Linked DNA regions of Homo sapiens: region 1 is linked to region 2. Evidence: read pairs that join two places in POLR2A ChIA-PET (ENCODE). Cell type or tissue: Panc1. All regions are shown on one strand.

Evidence for each region. Peaks named below come from ENCODE experiments on the same cell type or tissue, not always from the same donor. Only the 100,000 strongest peaks of a DNase experiment are listed, where the experiment ranks them.
Region 1: POLR2A ChIA-PET joins it to region 2 with 5 read pairs; 4 of 35 experiments call an interaction of 5 or more read pairs at or near these places.

Annotation. Positions count from the first base shown.
Region 1 is chr1:12,584,806-12,588,805 of GRCh38, forward strand. All of the region lies in intron 1 of DHRS3 (dehydrogenase/reductase 3), which reads right to left. Among named protein-coding and RNA genes, the nearest start is that of MIR6730, 7.8 kb to the left of the region's middle. In Panc1, no CTCF peak of the experiment used is centred here; no DNase peak of the experiment used is centred here; H3K27ac peaks cover 4,000 bases.
Region 2 is chr1:12,291,450-12,295,449 of GRCh38, forward strand. It overlaps VPS13D (vacuolar protein sorting 13 homolog D), which reads left to right. Exons shown (of 70, transcript NM_015378.4): 24 at 2,075-2,255. Among named protein-coding and RNA genes, the nearest start is that of VPS13D, 63 kb to the left of the region's middle. In Panc1, no CTCF peak of the experiment used is centred here; no DNase peak of the experiment used is centred here.

The DNA.
Region 1 (4,000 bases), 290 kb after region 2:
ATGCCCTGCTGAGCATCCCTGTGCCAGGCTCTGTGTGTTTTTGTAACTGGGTTTCTGTAGTATGTCTCTGTAAGTGTGTGTGTGTGTGTGTCTGTGTGGGTCTCTATGAGTGTATCTGTGAGTGTGTCAGTGTGTCTGTCTCTCCGTGTGTCTGTGGGTGTCTCTCTGTATGAGTGTATGTGTCTGTGGGTGTGTGTCTGTGTGCATCTCTGTGTGTGTGTGTGTCTCTGTGTGTCTGAGTGTGTGTCTCTGTGAGTATGTGTGTGTGTGTCTGTGGGTGTCTCTCTGTGTGAATGTATGTGTCTGGGTGTCTCTGTGTGAGAGAGAGTGTGTGTGTGTCTCAGTGTGTCTCTGTGTGTCTGTGGGTGTCTGAGTGTATGTTTCTGTGTGTGTGTGTGTCTGTGTATCTCTGTGTGTGTGTGTCTATGTGAGTGTGTGTCTCTGTGTCTCTGAGTGTGTGTCTCTCTGTGTCTGTGTGTGTCTCTCTATGTGAGTGTATGTGTCTGTGTGTCTCTATGTGTCTCTGTGTGTCTGTGTCTCTGTGTGAGTGTGTGTCTGTGTCTCTGTGTGAGTGTGTGTCTGTGTGTGACTGTGTGTGTGTGAGTGAGTGTGTAGCCATGTGTGCTGTTGTGTTTCCTCAGGTCCTTGGTGGATGCTGGGAGTCGCAGGGAAGCGCGGCTGGGCACCTTCCATCTTAGGAACCGGTAGCGTCTCTGAAGTGCTGGGCTGGCGCCTGAGTGAGCTGAGTGGAGGGAATGGGTCCCTTTCCCTGGTAGGTGCTGCCCTGTGGAGCTGCCCCAGCCACTGTCCCTTCCTGGCTCCTCTTCCCCCTCCAGCCTCCTACCCTGACCCTTCTGGGGAATCTGCGTCACTGACCAGGTAACTGGCAGATACCGCTCTGCAGGCCCGCCCAGGTGGCTCCTGCCAGAATTCCCTGGAGGTGACCTGCACAGCTGACAGGACAAGGGTCCCACCCAAGGCCATCATGAGCATGAGGACTGGGCGGGCGGAGGCGGGCGTCTGAGGGTATGTGGGTTGGGGGCCTGCAGAGGGGACTGATTTCTGAGCCCTTGGAACCAGTGCGGCTGCCTCTTAGTGAACTCGGGACAGGCAGCAGCTGGGAAGGCCAGAGGCCTGGAATTTACTCTTAAGCAGGGTTTATAGAATAAGGGCTGGGGTGGCTCAACACCTCCAAGGCCTCTCCTCCTCTTCCCTCCCATCTGGGGCAAATGGTGAGCTTCTGTCCCCTTCTCTCTCCCAGTGACTGGTAGGGGGAGGCAGGAAGGGGAGAAAGACCTCTGGTCTCCGGGGCCCCGGGCTGTCCTGCCCTTGCCCAGAGCTGCTCTCAAGGCGGCTATAGCCAGACAGATTCCTCAGCAGCCCTCTGCGCTGAAGGCTGTCATTATCCGTGGTCACAGTGGAGAAAACCGTAGCTCAAAGGAGTTAAGTAACTCACCCCACGCCACCCACTGTGAAACAGGATTTGAACCCAGAGCCTTGGCCCTTTGCAGAGGCACCCCTAAGCCCCCAGGCACGGTGGGGTCGTCTGAGCTTTGAGGGTTCCACTCTCCTCACATGCAACCCCACGCCCCGCGTTCATCCCCACCCAGCCAGCCTTCTCCTGCTTCGTCTCCTCCAATGTCCACAACAGCCCCGTCCATCCAGCACCACACGGACAGCCGGCTATGGGCTGGGGTGGTGATCCAACAGAGAATGAAGCAGATGTAATCCTACTTCAAGGAACCCACATTCCAGTGGGGGAAGACAGAGAAGGAACCAGAAAACAGTCAGTCACAAATGACAGTAAGTGGGATAAAGAATAAACAAGAAAACCTCATTTGCATCGGGGAATTGACAAGGTAGCCATATCATAATTTTAAAGATAAGGAAACTGCAGTTCAGAGAGGCTAAGCAACTCGTCTGAGGTCACACAGCAACTGAATAATGGAGCTGGGATTTGAACCAAGGTCATGTCCAGCTCCACAGGCTGTGGGGATTGCACCACCACTCACTGTCCTGTAAGAGAAAGCACATCTCCTCTCTTCAAGGGGTCCTGTGGGGATTAAGCTGGCAGAAGCTGGCACCCACTAACTAACTGCTCAGTACCCACTCCCTGTTGGTATTTCCCGTGGGGAGGAAAAGCTGAGAAAATCATAGCACTGCCTCTGATACACCCTCTTCACTGCCTCTGATACACCCTCTTCACTGCCTCTGATACACCCTCTTCTGCAGGCTTTAAAATGATAAGTGACACGACATGGAAAAATGCTCAGGAGTCTAATGTTCAGACAAAAGGGGTGCAGCACTATTTGAATAAGATAATCTCAACTCTAAACTTTTTTTTTTTTTTTTTTTGAGACAGAGTCTCACTCTGTTGCCCAGGCCGGAGTGCAGTGGCGCAATCATGACTCACTGCAGCCTCCATTTCCTGGGCTCAGGTGATCCTCCCACCTCAGCCTCCCAAGTAGCTGGGACCAGAGGTGCAAGCCACTACTCCTGGCTAATTTTTATATTTTTTGTAGAGATGGGGTTTTGCCATGTTTCCCAGGCTGGTCTCAAGCTCCTGGGGCTCAAGTGATTCTCCCACCTCAGCCTCCCAAAGTGCTGGGATTACAGGCATAAGCCACCAGGTCACTGGAAGTCAACAGGCTACACAGAGATGGGTGTCTCAGGCAGGATCACAGCTGACTGTCGTTTGCTTCTTTATATTTGTATAAGCAAAAAATATCTCTAAAGAACAAGTATTGTTATTTATGATCTTAAAAATAGAAGGTGGGGCTGGGTGTGGTGGCTTAGGAGGCTGAGGTGGGAGGATTGCTTGAGCCCAGGGGACAGAGGCTGCAGTGAGCCAAGATCTCACCACTGCACTCCAGCCTGGATGACAGAGAGAGAGCCGGTCTCAAAAAAACAAAAACCAAAAAACAAAACAAAACAAAACAAAACAAAAAACAACAGAAGGTAGAGTAAAAGCTTCCCCATGGATCACTCTCCAAATAGATTCTTTACACACAGGTAATGTCACTCAGCCCTTTGGGTCCAACCCCTTGTCCCCCAGCCCCCGAGTGGTGCTCTTCGGGGGCCCTCATCCATTGGCAAGTGACTGTCTATTCACATCTCTCTTCCTGTTGTTGAGTGAGTGAGGGAGGGAGCCTGCCGGGGATCCACAGCTCCCAGTTTCCACTCACTCATTACACAGTGCTCTTGGCCCTGCATGTGCTGTCACGGCCATTTGGGGTCTATATCCTGTCTCTTAGAGGACAGGGACTAAATCTCTCAAATTCAGGTTTCTCCTGTGTCCCTACCTGGTGCCCGGCCCGGGCTGTTTTTCTCTGTTTCAAATGCCAGGGCTACTTATGGACTCCTATTCAACCTGCAAAACCCTACTTGAATGCTCCCTCAGTTCTGAAGCCTCCCTGGCTGCTCCTTCCAGCCTCCCCACAACAACAACAGCACCACCACTATATAATGGCTAAATCTGTTGAGCAGTTGCCATGGGCCAGACACTGTGCTGAGTACATGGATATGTTTTCTTCTTTAATCCTCACAACCCCTCGAGGTGGGTATGTTTACCTTCTGCATTTAATAGGTAAGCCGCAGACAGACAGTGACTCACCCAAGGTCATGCAGCTCATAAGAGCAGATCTGCCTGACTCAGGATACCCATTCCTCACTGCTAACACTAGTCTTTTTTCAACCTCCACTAGTGCACAGATGTGAGCATGCTGACTGGTGAACACCCCTGCCTCTCCCATGAGCGTGCAAGGTCCTCCAGGGAATCTTATTCATCTCGTAACCCCAGCATCCAGCATGGGCCAGGCACAAGAGTAAAAGCTCAGCTAACATCATCACAAGACACCAGCCCCAGGAGGATACCGAGTGCCCCTTCTCTACCCAGCCTTGCCTTCCTAGCCCAGAGGGGCTTGCACTAATGCTGGACTTGGCTTTCATTCCTGGAGTTCAGCTGCAGCGCACCCTCCCACCGGCGACATGAGCTGGGTGG
Region 2 (4,000 bases):
CACTGTCTCTATAGAAGAAAAAAGCCGTCTGTGTGTGGTGGTATGCAACTGTAGTTCTAGCTACTTGAGAGGCTGAGGTGGGAGGATCCCTTAATCCCAGGAGTTGGAGGCTGCAGTGAGCCATGACTGTGCTACTGCACTCCAGCCTGGGTGATGGAGGGGGGCCTTGTCTCAACACACACACGCACACCCACCCCAGATAGGGTATGATTGAATATTTCTGATTATTAAAAGCCCTGGGCTCTCTTGCTGGTTTTCCACGAACTTGGTGTATGTCCTGAGACAAGTCATGCAGTCTTCGTGCATCAGTTTTTCTATATATTAAGGGGACTGAATCATTAGAACATTTCTGAGCTTCCATGTAGCTCTAAAAGTTCTGGAATGATTTCAGCCTCAGAAGGTTGTTGAGGTTATGAGTTCATTATGCATTTTTGTTTATAAACATGATCTATATTGAATTGTTTCTATGTTAGATTTTAGAAAGGGATCTTCAGGCATGGCTGGTTATTAAAGAATTATTTTCTCAGGGCTGGGCGTGGTGGCTCACGCCTGTAATCCCAGCACTCTGGGAGGCTGAGGGAGGCAGATCACCTGAGGTCAGGAGTTTGAGACCAGCCTGGCCAACATGATGAAACCCCATCTCTACCAAAAATATAAAAATTAGCGGGGTGTGGTGGCAGGTACCTGTAATCCCAGCTAGTCGGGAGGCTGAGGCAGGAGAATAGCTTGAACCTGGGGGACGGAGGTTGCAGTGAGCCGGGATTGTGCCACTGCACCACTCCAGCCTGGGTGACAAGAGCGAAACTCCATCTCAAAAAAAAAAAAAAAAAAAAAAAAGCTTTTCTCAGAAAATAGGGAGTATAAAATGGTGGTTTTCAACCCTTTTTTTTTTCTTTTTTTTAATCTAAGAGGTATTAGAAAATATAGATGTCCAGGTCTGCCTCTACATATTCTGATTTAATTGGTCTAGGGCCATGCTCAGTCTCTTTTTTTTTTTTTTTTTTTTTTGAGACGAGGTCTCGCTCTGTCACCCAGACTGGAGTGCAGTAGTGTGATCTCAGCTCATTGCAACCTCTACCTCCCAGGCTCAAGCAATTCTTCCACCTCAGCCTTCTGTGTAGCTGGGACCACAGGCATGCACCATCACACCCGGCTAATTTTTTGTATTTTTGGGAGATAGGGTTTCACCATGTTGCCCAGGCTGGTCTCAAACTCCTGAACTCAGGCAGTCTACCGGCCTCGGCCTCCCAAAGTGTTGGGATTACAGGCGTGAGCCACCGTGCCTGGCCAGTGTGTGTGTTTTTTTTAAAATGCTGATGTTCAACCAAGGTTGAGAAAAACTGTTTCAAGAAGATATCTGAGGGCTTTTTCATTTTTAGGGGGTTATATGGTACCCTGCTGAGAATGGATTTGTTTGTGTTCTATACCTTGGTGTCATGAAGTCCGATAATTAATGTAAAATTCTCAATTTCCCGCCTAGCCCAAAATAAGTACTCAGCAATGTTGGTTGACTGTGTCCTATTTAATAATATTTTTATGGCACCATGCTCCATTAAACTCAGAACAATTTGTAGAAGTCTTCTAATTTATCTTCGACTATAGATTCCAGAACTCTTTGACTTACATTTGACTAAGTAAAAAGATGTCTTTCTGCCTCTAGAAGACAGTTTTTCCTAGAAACATTGATTCTGATGCCTAATTTTCTTTACCCATTAATTCATGGACTTATTTTTATTGTTTTTCACACATCCTCACAATCTTTGCCAGGAACATGGTGAGCAGGAATACTTACCTTTCAGGGCAGGGAGAAAGGTCAGAGCCTCAGGTGGCCTCTGAGTGACCTCAGTGCTAGAGCTGTCCACCTGTTTATACTCCTGGCTATCACACCTTTATCCCATCACAGAAGCTTACAAAAGGAGTAATTATTAGAGTTTGCTTTGTAAAGCCTAATTTTGGATTTCCATTTAATAATTAAAGCTGGTTTTAGGGAAGCCCCTAAACCAACCTGAGTTTTCTTGAAATACTAACTTGTGTCTTGCTGTTATCTGAGTCACACTTTTATCCTAATTTTTAGATACGGACGGCCTGACCCTCTGCTCCGGAGAGAACACGACATTCGCGTGAGCCTCCGGATGGCCTCTGTGCAGTATGTGCATACTCAGCGTTTCCAGGCAGAGGTGGTGGCCTTCATTCAGCATTTCACTCAGCTGCAGGATGTCTTAGGGCGCCAGCGAGCTGCTATTGAGGGGCAGACGGTAGGTAGCCTGGGCCCTCCAAGCTGCTTTTCCAGTTTGACTGATCAGTAGAACTTTTAGGCCTCTAGAGATGAATCTGGAAGAGTAAAGGTAAGTTATCCTTGCTAATATGTTCTCCGTGTAGATTAGCTACAGACATCTTTGTGTAATTGAAGAGCTTTGTTCCTTATTTATTGTATCTCACTTAAATTACCTTCAAACTTTAGCTTTCACTTTCTGTAAAAAAAGATAAGGGAGGTTTACAAAGAACACTTAAGACTTCTGGTCCCTTTTAGGACTTCAGTGGGGATGTTTCTCTTGGAAAGTGGTAGGTTTTTTCTAAATGCAGTAGATCAGAAGTTCTAAACTGAGTTCGTGGCCCCCGTGGGGTCCTGGTAGTTTATTCATGGCACATCCTAGGCCAAAGGAAACACCTAATGGTATTTCCGTTTACAAAGTAAGTCAGTCTAAACAACAAGTACATATGTCCTAACAACTTAGTAGGTGTTTGAAAAAATAATAACACATAAATGGAAAGAATAATATTTTATTTAATTCTTAAGTAACCACAATGACTGGTAGGAGGTATGTGCCTGTTAGGTATTGCATAACTTCTCAAACTTGGAATCAGGTTGGACATTACAACCCTCACTTCCTGTCCACATTTATCTTCTTATGGTACTTGCTTTTTCTCACAGCAACCGCTGAAGACCCAGCTTCGCAAAGATAATACCTTACTGAAAGGAGTATAGAATGATCTATTATTGAATGCCAACTACCACAAGCTACTAGTTAGTGCAGTGTCTGGCAGATGTTGTTTTTCCTTCAAAAATTTAAAATGTCCTGGCAGCCGGGTGTGGTGGCTCACGCCTGTAAATCCTAGCACTTTGGGAGGCCGAGGCGGGCAGATCACGAGGTCCAGAGATCGAGACCATCCTGGCCAACATGACGAAACCCCGTCTTTACTAAAATACAAAAATTAGCTGGGCATGGTGGCACGTGCCTGTAGTCCCAGCTATTCGGGAGGCTAAGGCAGGAGAATCGCTTGAACCTGGGAGGCGGAGGTTGGAGTGAGCCGAGGTGGCGCCACTGCACTCCAGTCTGGCGACAGAGCGAGACTCCGTCTCAAAAAAAAAAGTCCTGACAGCTGCAAGCCTTTGCCACCCTGTGGTGTCTCAGTGCAGTTTGGGAACCATAGAAAATAACAATGTACTTTTGTAACAACGTGTTATTTTTCCTTTTTTAAAAAAACTTTATGGCCAGGCGTGGTGGCTCACACCTGTAATCCCAGCACTTTGGGGGGCGAGGCGGGCAAATCACTTGAGCTCAGGAATTCGTGACCAGCCTGGGCAACATGGTGGAATTCTGTCTCTACAAGAAATACAGAAATTAGCCGGGTGTGGTGAGGCATGTGTCTGTAGTCCCAGGTACTTGGGAGGCTGAGGTGGGAGGATGGCTTGAGCCCAGGAGGTGGAGGTTGCAGTGAGCTGAGATCATGCCACCTGCACTTCAGCCTTGGTGACAGAGCCACCATGACTCAAAAAAAAAAAAAAAAAACAAAACTTTATTAGGTAAAAGATTATAATTTAATAAATAGATACTTTATAGTGGCAGCATTTTTAAAAATTACATTTTAATTTAAATAAAAAATGTTTGACTTGGTAGATATTGATTTGGTACAGTAGCAAAGTGAAAAAGGGCATTTGGAGAAAAGTCTCCTCAATTATTTTTCTCCAACTGTCTAGTTTCTCTCTCTGGAAGCAACG